Linked DNA regions of Homo sapiens: region 2 is linked to region 1. Evidence: chromatin loops called from intact Hi-C (ENCODE). Cell type or tissue: B cell. All regions are shown on one strand. Each heading gives the region's core, and the rest is flanking DNA. Links, peaks and the distances in the headings are about the cores only. Region 1 overlaps SPMIP7 (sperm microtubule inner protein 7). Region 2 overlaps GRB10 (growth factor receptor bound protein 10).

Evidence for each region. A loop is a pair of places that touch in the nucleus more often than their neighbours do. Peaks named below come from ENCODE experiments on the same cell type or tissue, not always from the same donor. Only the 100,000 strongest peaks of a DNase experiment are listed, where the experiment ranks them.
Region 2: it touches region 1 in a loop (16-fold over the local background); 7 of 110 quality-filtered maps call a loop at or near these places.

The regions. Positions count from the first base shown.
Region 1 is chr7:50,139,613-50,144,992 of GRCh38, forward strand. SPMIP7 (sperm microtubule inner protein 7) reads left to right here. Exons shown (of 9, transcript NM_001161834.3): 6 at 528-569; 7 at 1,669-1,776. Among named protein-coding and RNA genes, the nearest start is that of SPMIP7, 46 kb to the left of the region's middle. In B cell, for the core only: CTCF peaks have their summits at 2,910 (motif pointing right) and 3,111; DNase peaks (open chromatin) are centred at 1,749, 2,909 and 3,209; H3K4me3 peaks cover 541 bases; H3K27ac peaks cover 1,244 bases.
Region 2 is chr7:50,630,038-50,635,417 of GRCh38, forward strand. The region is part of intron 7 of GRB10 (growth factor receptor bound protein 10); the gene reads right to left. Among named protein-coding and RNA genes, the nearest start is that of DDC, 67 kb to the left of the region's middle. In B cell, for the core only: CTCF peaks have their summits at 3,068 (motif pointing left) and 3,283; a DNase peak (open chromatin) is centred at 3,044.

The sequences.
Region 1 (5,380 bases), core at 73-5,072:
CAAATGAAAAGCTATGTGGGTTAGTCAGCACTGCCACATCTCAGAATTCTTCAGCATACTATTCACAGTGGAAGCCTCCTGTACGTAAATGTTCCTTCCAAGAGCTCACACAAAGACCTATATGTGAACGTTTATAACAGCTTTATTCATGATCTCCAAAACCCAGAAACAACCAAGATGCCCTTCAGCAGGTAAATAGATAAAGATACTAGAGTATGCCCATACAATGGAATACTACTCAGCAATGAAAAAGAACAAACACAACACACAACAATATAAATGAATCTGAAATACATTTTGAAAGCAGCCAGACCCAAAAATTTATTATATGATTCCATTTATTTGACATTCTGGAGAAAGCAAACTACATCCTTAAATAGTCTCTGTTTAAAATCACAAACCTTTAAAGGACAATTCCTATGAGATATCTGTGAAGGCTTTTGTCTTAATTAGAGAAATACTGTAATAATTTGATGTTTATTAACTTAATATAAATAACCCAGTTGCCTCTCTTCTCTTTTTTGAAGTGTGAGTTCAAGTTCTAGAAGTAAATATATTCCTCTCTATACGTAAGTAATGTTTCTCAGTCTTGTAAAAAAATTTTAGATTTATATTTTGGTTGTAGTTGCTTTCAGCTCACGCATGTTGTATTCACTTTTTAAGACAACTTATATATTGTAACACATTTCTAATGTTTGTGTGGCACACAGTGCCTGTTTAATGTCAGAAGTCCCATCTAAGGTTTGATTTTGATGAAAGAAAGAAAGAAAAGAAAGAAACAAAGAAGGAAGGAAGGAAAGAAAGAGAGAAAGAGTGGTATTTTTCTGTTTTTCCAAATACATTACCTTTTGAAATAAAATACCTTGGATGCTACCACTATTGAGTGTTATGAATCACAAAAACTGTTATAATTGCAGAAGGGATGAGATGCTCATTAACAGCATGGAAATATCACCTCTTAATTTCTACATTTAATGCCGGCTTTCCATGGATGGCAAAAAAAAGTACATTATCTGCCAGTTGGGGTCTTCTCCTGGTTTTTAGATGGAAGAAGAACCTTGAAACAAAACAAAGTAGATCCAAGAATATGGAGGAGGGATCTGGACCTTTAGTCCTGGCCCACCCCTCTCATTACTCGGCCTCTTCAGTTCTGCAGTTGACTAGTGTTTCTACCAGTGGCCCCAGAAGTCCTTGAAACTCTCTGATTGGCATTAACTCAGCCTCTCAACTTTCTCTCAGGCCCAGGGGCACGTGGCTTGTTGCCCAAGCTCCTCTGCACCTGTGAGGGTTTCCATTCACCAGGAGCCTTATAATCTCTGGCACACACCAGCCTCTTCCTTGCCCAGCCTCCAGCCGGTCTCCAAAGGAGTTGTGCTGGGGCTGCAGGAACAGCCCGCTTCTTTGTTCAGAAACACAAAACAGCCCTTACTGTCACTCTGGCTCAAACTTAAGATCAAGGAGCATGCCACCGCTCATTCTGAAGAAGAGAAAATTATCTTTATATTTTTTAAGGAAAATTGTTCTATCATTATGCTTTACATTTTGCATTTTGAGCCTTTGATCTACTTTGGCAAATAAATTTCCTTTGGAAGTTAGAATACTGTTCAATGGTTTCTTCTATGTTTCTTATACAGAAATATATGCCTTCTTTCCTTTCCATTCTAACAGTGGTCATGTGCAGTCTACAAATGCTGATGATGTTGACAACCCCTTGGGAGACATCGCATCGCTAGCCAAGCAGCGGTACTCTAAGCCTCTTTATACAAACACAAGTCGGTGAGTTCCATTCATGATTATTTCACTTGTTTTATTACTAAGGATGAAACATGATGATGGACTTTACCATAAATGAAGGAATTTAAACGTGGCTTTTATTGAACATTGCTGAAGAAGAAAGATACCTGCTTCCTAAAAGAAATGTGGTTTGTCACAAAGGAGATTTTGGGGATTGACTCACTTGGGGCCCTTGAGCAAGTCACTTTATCTCTGTGACTTCAGTTTCTTCATCTGAAACTTGTGAGAAAAAAAATGCCACCAAGCAAGGTGATCGTGGGGGGATCAATAATGTTTGTAAAGTATCTGAGACGCGGCAGATCACTAACAGAGAGGAATCACTTTTTTTTTTTTTTTTTTTTGAGACGGAGTCTCGCTCAGTCGCCCAGGCTGGAGTGCGGTGGTGCAATCTCGGCTCACTGCAGACACCGCCTCCTGGATTCACGCCATTCTCCTGCCTCATCCTCCCAGTAGCTGGGACTACAGGCGCCTGCCATCACGCCCTGCTAATTTTTTCTATTTTTAGTAGAGAGGGGGTTTCACTGTGTTAGCCAGGATGGTCTCGATCTCCTGACCCTGTGATCCGCCCGCCTCGGCTTCCCAAAGTGCTGGGATTACAGGAGTGAACCACCGCGCCCAGCCGAGAGGAATCACTTTTACACATAGGAACTTGAAGGCTGTCGTGCTGTGCTTCGTCCTGAGGAAGGAGTCAGTGGGCTGGATTCTTCCATACATTCTGCAAGGAAATCATTGCTACTACACATAATAATTCTAAAAATCTAAAGGAAGGATATAGGAAGAAAGCTAATTTAAAATATTCAGGCACAACAATTTAGGATTGTTTCTTCTTTGATACGTATATCTAAATTTTGAAATGTTGTATGAAATATTCTTTCTAAAGAATCAAAACATATTATTTGGGGTCATTTCTTCAAAGAGAGTGAAGAGCAGTATGGCAACATTTTAAAGATTTGGTGTAAAAATGAACCACTTAACTTCAATAAATTTGGGCATATAGCATTCCTGCCTCATCTTGCTGTTAATTTCTGTTTTTAAGCAAATGATATTTTGAGCGAATCATATAAAAGAATTGAAGATATTAACTGTACTTACCTGATTTGGGCACTAGAGGGCCTCCAAGGTTGCAAAGTTTCTTCTTTTGATTCGCTTTCAATTTTTAACGGAATCTTAACCTGTTAACACAAAGAAATGTTTTTCATTTTTATTTATAAAATATTTATAGACACAGAAAGATATAGTGTCACATATAACATATCAAATAACGTAAGTAAACTCCTGTGTATCCCCCACCTAGTAACATACAGAATCTTACTCAAATCTTTTCAGCCATGTGTGTGGCCCCAATCTCATTGCCCATGCCTTCTGCTTCCCCAGCTCAGAAGCTATACTCATTAGACTTTATGCCTTTCTTTTGCTTACTTTTCTTTCTAGTTTTGATACATACATATGAATCTCTAAACAAATTATTATGTAGTTTCCACAATACTGCTTGAGCTACAAAGCAAAGTACAGGAGAATATAAACAATATGATGTCATTTGCATAGGAGCACATGCGCCTACTTTGTGCCAAGTAAGGTACAGAGAGCCATCCTATTGAAAGCAAATATGTCTCTTCTTGAATTTTTTTCATCTTAAAGTTTCTTGAAGAGAAATGGCTTTATGATAGTATCTTTAGGGTCCTTTTTAATGATTGGTGGCACTTAATCATGGCTGGGAAACACTGCTATACCCCTGCCTTTTCAGTGAAAGCCATTTTTTTTTTTTTTTTTTTTTTGAGACAAGAGTCTCACTCTGTCACCCAGGCTGAAGTGCAGTGGCGTGATCTCGGCTCACTGCAACCTCTGCCTCCCGGGTTCAAGTGATTCTCCTGCATCAGCCTCCTGAGTAGCAGGAATTACAGGTGCACACCACCATGCCTGGCTAATTTTTTGTATTTTTAGTAGAGATGGGGGTTTCGCCATGTTGGCCAGGCTGGTCTGAAACTCCTGACCTCAAGTGATCCGCCTGCCTCGGCCTCCCAAAGTGCTGGGATTAAGGTGTCAGCCACCACACCCGGCCCAAAAACCGTATTTCAGGCAAGGGTCAAGGCCATTTACTCTCTAGTTCAAGTGGCTTCAGCATTGGAATCACCAATTTTTCTACAGGGCAAAAGTTTTAAAAATTTCCTTCATTAGTTGATTTTGTTTTATGGTTACTAAGTCATCTGACATGCTCTGTGTTTTTTATATTGGTAGTGATTGTGCTAATAGCTTAAAAATAGTAGTTTTTATTTTTATTGTAGAACTGAATCTGATCATTAAAGAAAAAGTATAGAAATATTAATAACAATGACAATATAACCAAACTCTTATTCATAACCATTATTAACATTTTGGCATATTTCCATCTGTCATACACACTTCTAATCTTGCTTTTGTATATTTACATAGCTATGATCACACTACACAGAACATTTTTACCACTATAACATTACCACATAATTATGGGTACATGTTTTTATGAGCTTATCATAGCTTCTATTTGTGTAGATGTACTGTAACTGCCTCATTCACTTAGGTTACATATGTAAATTGTTTCCATATTCTTTATATGACTCTTTCTTGATTTGAAATTATTTACTTAAGTGACATTCCTTCAAAAGGATTCTGGGGTCAGAATATGTAAACATTCTTAAAAAGTTCTTAAACTTATGGCTATCATTTTCTTGAAGTGTTATGTGAATTTACAGAGGTTTGGTGAGCCAATGGTTATGCTCAGTATTTATGCTCACCTTTAATAGTAACATTGAAGCTCCACAAATAACTTTTTTCCAAAAGTGTTCATTATGAAAATAATTCAGATATTTTTGAAGTGTAGAAAGTAAAATATCTCTTTCATTTTCAATCCCAATATTAAAAGTTTGATTTCTTTTTAGACTCTTCCCCTCATGCATTTATGAATGTGTGCAACATATATGTACAAGTGTATTGTGTGTGCATGGATAGGTGGAGTGTATGTGTGTATGTAAGATTGAAATATGCACTAGATATTTTTGCATATTAAAATCTTTTTAATGGCTAGATGTATCCCACCAAATCTATAACAAGTTTATATTGCCCAAGCCCTGAATACTTTTCTTGTTGTAAACAATATAGCAAAAACAGCCTCTACATATATGTTTGTACACTTATCCATGCATTCTTTTGGAACAAATCACTAAAAATGAAATTGTTGCCTGAGTTTTCTTATTAAAATTATTTTTGAATTTGGTAGGCATGCCCAGTTACTAAATGGCATTTAGAGTTCAGGAACTCAAAATGTTAACGCAGTTTCTACTGCAGTTCCTAACTTATTATAACTTGAGACTAGTTTAGGAAATAGAAAGAATCCAAAATAGTCATTGGGTTCAACAAAAATTATTGAAGCTCAGTATAGCTAAACAATTATCTTTGTTTCTTCAACAAACATGAACTGTTGACCGGATCTGGGTAGTGTTCAGGAATTTTTTTAAAATGATGCAAATTCATCCGCACTTATAATCTGTGTCAAGCAGAAAGTTAAGGTAAGACTGAGATGAGAATCCTGCTTTTTCAGGCCTGGCACGGT
Region 2 (5,380 bases), core at 178-5,177, 490 kb after region 1:
TGAGACCCACAAGTTCTATCTGAGTTCTATCCCGGCTTAGCCTCCTACTGGCTTTGTGACCTCGGATAGGTAATTAGCAATCTAAGACTTGCTTTCCTCATCCAAGCTGTGGGGAACTGCTCTGAGAATCAGTAATGTAAGCAAAACACTGCTTAATCAATGTATGGAAGTTCTACATTAGTTATGACCTATCTTGGCCTGGGGTGGTGGTTCCAAAGAGGAACTTAGAAACAGACTTGGCCATAACCATGCTTCATCAGTAACTAGCTGTGGGAACATGGCTGAGCTATCCAGCCTCTCTGTGCCTCAGTTTCCTCATCTGTAAAATGGAAATCTGTAAGCAGCACCAGCCTCATAGTGTTGCTATGACATGGATTAATGAGATACCCTCTTGAAAAGATCCTGGCCCCTGACACGTGCCCTCCCTGGGACGTGCTTGGATCCACCGTGGATCTGGGAACAAGGCAGGCTCCAGCTGAAGGCCTGTGGACAACCACCGAAGGGTGCAGGGGCAGGACCCTGAAAGCTGCTTCCAACTCAGGATTTCAGTTCTGAGAAAGCAAACCTCATGACCAGTTAAGATGCAGCAGGAACAATTCAGTCAGAAAAGCCACCCCTCAAATCCTCAATTTCTTTCTCTCTACTGCAAAAAAGCCCCTAAATAGCAAATTGTTTTTAAAAATAAAACGGCAATATTAAAGAGGGCATAATTATGTCAACAGCATGAAACTCTGTCTTTTTAGAGTTAGTTGGGGGAGGAATGGTTTGCAAAGCTACCCAGGCCTCTGGCTGGCTTGGCACTGAATCCCGTTATAAAAGCCCTGAAGTGCTAATAGAAGGTTCCACTGTTCCCAGACTTTCTGTTGTCACTTTTTACATATTCACTGCATAGACAAAAAAGCAAGAGCTTAATTTTTTTTGCAAACTTAAAGGAAGAAGTTTAAGAACAATTGGAGTTGAAGGTAGATCATTATATCTCCACGGCCCCAAACTCCACTCTGGGGCACCTGGTTTTTTGTCTCAGTGGCCCCCACGGGGTTGTTGTGTGTGTGGGAGTCATTCAGGCCCCTCCTTGCTGTCAATCTTAGCACAGACCCTCACTCTTGCTTCCTGCCACAGTCTTAGACCTTGCTCTTGGATAACTTACAGGCTCAGGGAATCTCATGACTGCATCCAAAAGACCTCCTGACTGGCTGTGAGTCTTTGCTCAAGGCTCAGCAGTAATCGCCTTGTAAAAATAGCAAATGGGGCACTCTCTTTGTCCTCTTCGAGCCCTCTGCAGCATAAGATGTCCCTGGACAGACGGCCCAGCCTCCAGGGTGCACACACTGACCCACAGTACCCGAGATCCACACCTACCCTGAGACCTTCACACAGAAACCGAGACATCTGAGGGCTTCTGGGCCAGCAGCTCTTGCGACCAGTTTCATCCCAGTGCTTAATTATGATCTAGCATACTTTTTAGTTCAAAAGCTCTTTTAGGATGTAATGTAAAATGGAGTTTTTAGTAACTCTGGTAAATACTCGTGGTAAATGTTTTGGAGAAGCCAGGTTGTAATCACAGGGCCAAGTGGAGGCATTCACAGGGTAAGAGAAATTATCAAAGCAGGCAAAAGGTCCCGAAGACGTGATATGAGGTTGTGCATGTGGATGAAATCCTGTTCTGGGTGACCTACCCTACCCTACCTGGCCTCCGAGGGGCCTTGAGGAGAAAGCAGGAAGACTGCTGTGCCAGGAAGGCAAAGGAAGCCTTAACTCCACGCACATGTCTCTGCCCCTTTGACAGGAGGTGGAGCTATTTCTGGAAGGCAGAAAGCTTGCCCGATGTCACAGAGGTGGAAAGTACTGGAGCCAGGATCTAACCAGGGCTCCCCGCCCTGGCTCTGCTTGCCTTTCTTCTCCACTGCAACCCACTACCCAGCGTGTACCAGGTGGGCTCCAAGGCTTCACACAAAAAGGCTTTTGATTCCATGTGGCCCTGAAGGCCTCAAATTGGGCAGACCCTGAAGCCTGGAGGTTTGGGGTAAATTACATTTACTTCAGACTAGGGCATAACCAACCAGGGTAGGCTAAATTAATCTCACCAAAAAGGAATGTAATTCTGCCATTATTTTTAGTTCTGTTTTAAATTAATGATATTATTTCTTGATATAAGGGATAACTGAAGCACTACACATGATTATATGGCTCTACTCACCATAAAGAGAACACGCATAATAATCCTGTTCAATTATAGTGACTCAAACCTACTTAAAAAAAATGTGCTTAATAGCCTGCATTGTCCCACCTGAAGTGTTTTGTTGTTAGCCTGGGAGCAGTTCAGTGTCCCCCACCACAGCTGAGGCTTGACCCTGAGGCCTGGTCTCAGCTCCCCAGGACGCAGCACACTGCCCAGGGCTATGGAGATGAGACTTGTGGCCTGATTTCAAATACTGGAGGAGCCCCCACTGTCTGAACACAGCAAAGAGTGTGGCGCAGGTTCAAGGGGTGGCATGGGAGCCGGGTGCCCCACCCTTAGTGAGACCAGACCCAGAAGGGTGTGGCCTGATAGCCTTGGTTTCCGTTGCAGGGAGTCCTGAGGTCCTGAGTACCAGGAGCTCAGGGCAGTGCGGATGACTTGGGAGAAGCCTAGCTGGTTGGGCCAGTTGCTAGGGCTGGATGCTGGAGGGAGAACCACAGGGTTGGGGGAGTGTGAGCTGGCAGTCTCCAGGGCTACCTGCTGGGCTAAGCATCCCAGTTGCTCCTCCTACTGAAGAGACTCTGTTGCGCAGGAAAGGCAACTGTGCTGCACACTAGAGGGTTGTCCCAGTGGCCTGAGAGGTGTCCCTAGACCCCCGCCAAGGTTGGTGCTTGTACCTGCCCTGGAGAGCCTGGTCACGGGCTTGCCAGACCCAGCCATACCCAGCTCTGCCGCCCCCAGCCAGGGTGGTGGCAGAGTGCAGGACGGGATCCCTGGGAATCCCGCCCATGGCCAGGGAAACCCTGGTATTTCCCCACATCAACAAAGGCCAAAAATTCCACTGCTATTATTGCAACTGCCTCTCAACTGCAAGCGCCACCTACTGGCCTGTAGGGTGAACTGCATAACTCAAAGTAATTCCTGCTGACAGTATACAGCGGTGGGGGATGAGATAAGCCTCCTGAAACCTCCACCTCCCCATTTCTCTGTAGGAGACAGTGAGTCTGACCACTGGTCCAGCACACTGTTACTACAACCTACAAACAACTAGCATTTGAGAAAACCACTACACTAAAGCTATCTATAACCAAGTAATTCATAAAAGCCTTGGCCCCCTAAAACTACAGAGAAGCCAAGACAAAGGAACTTAACCAACATACAGAACAGTCACATCCTCAAGGTGGGGGAGGGAAGAAAAAATACCAAGCAAATGAAAGTAAATTCAAAAATAAGTAGTGACCGCTTCTACAGATGAGAAGAAACCAACACAAGAACTCCAGCTCCATGAAGAAACAATGTTGTGACATCCACATTAGCCCTCTAGCAATGGCTCCTAACCACAATGAAAACTTTGAAATGACAGATAAAGAATTCAAGATATGAAGTGTAAGGAAGCTCAATGAGAGCCAAGAGAAAGTTGAAAACCAACACAAAAAAACCAGAAGAGTAATTCTGGAGATGAAAGATGAGATAGATATATTAAAAACAAACAAAACAACAACAACAACTTTTGGAAATGAAAAGTTCACTAAAGGAATTTCAAAAAACAGTTGAAAGCTTCAACAATAGAGTAGACCAAGCAGAAGAATTTCAGAGCTTGAAGACTAGTCTTTTGAATTAGCCCAGATAAGAAGAAACAACAATTTTTTAAAAAAGAATAAAGCCTTTGAGAAATGTAAGATTATTTAAACCTAGGACTTATAGGTATTCCTGAGGGAGAAGAAAAAAAATAAGTTTGGAAACATATTTAAGGGAAATAATTCAGGAAAATTTCCCCAAACTTGCTAGAGATGTAGATATGCAGATACAAGAAATTCAGAGAACCCATTAGAGATACTACAGAAGATGCACATTCACCAAAGAATGGTCATCAGATTAATTCAAGGTCAACATGAAAGAACAAATTTCAAAAGCAGTTAGATAGAAGTGTCAAATCACCTATAATGGAAATCCCATTAGACTAACAGTGGACTTCTCAGCAGAAACCTTACAAGTCAGAAGAGACTGGGGGTCTATTTTTAGCCTCCTTTAAGAAAAAAGAAACGTAAGTCAAGAATTTTATATTCTGCCAAACTAAGCTTCAAAAATGAAGGAGAAATAAAGCCTTTCCCAGATAAGCCAATGCTGAGGGAATTTGCCACTACTAGACAAATCCTACAAAAAAATTCTCAAAGGAGTTATAAAAATGGAAACAAAAGGATGATACTCACCATCATAACAGCATACATAAGTAGACAAAGCTCACTGTATAAAGCAATTACACAACTGAGACTACAAATAAACCAGCTAACAACACTATGACAGGAATAACACTTCAAATACCAATATTAATGTTGAACATAAATGGCCTAAATGTTCCATTTAAAAGACATGGACTGGCAAACTGGATAAAAAAACAAGACCCAGCCATCTGCTGCCTACAAGAGACCCACCTAACGGCTAAAGACACCTACAGACTCAAAGTAAATGGGTGGAAAAATATATATCATGCAATGGAAAACAAATGTGAGCAGGAGTAGCCATTCTTATATCAGATAAAACAGACTTTAAGCTAACAACAGTTTTAGAAAAAGAGACAATGAAGGGCATTATATCATAAGAATGCATTCAATACAAGAGGACATAAATTTTGGAAATACGTGTGCAAGCACCAAAGCACCCACATTCATAAAACAAATACAACTACACCTAAAAGAAGAGAATGACAGCAATACCATAATAGTGGGGGGCTACAACACCCCACTGACAACAGTAGACAGGTAACTGAGGCAGAAAGTCAACAAAGAAACTCTGAACTTAAGCTAGACCTGATCAAATGGAAATAATAAACATTTATAGAACATGCTACCCAGCACCTGCAGAATATACATTTTTCTCATCTGCACATCAAACAAAATTGACCAGATGCTTTGCCATAAAGCACATTTCAATAAATTTTTTAAAAAATCAAAACCATATCAAGTATCTTCTTGGACCACAGTGTAATAAAATTAAAAATCAATACCATAAGGAACTCTCAAAACTGTACAAATACGTGGAAACTAAAAAACGTGCTCCTGAATGACTTTTGGGTAAACAATGAACTTAAGGCAGAAAAAGAAATTTTTTTAATGAAAATAGAGACACAACATATCAACACCTCTGGAATACAGCAAAAGCAGTGCTAAGAAATAAGTTTTATAGTGTTAAATGTCTATATCA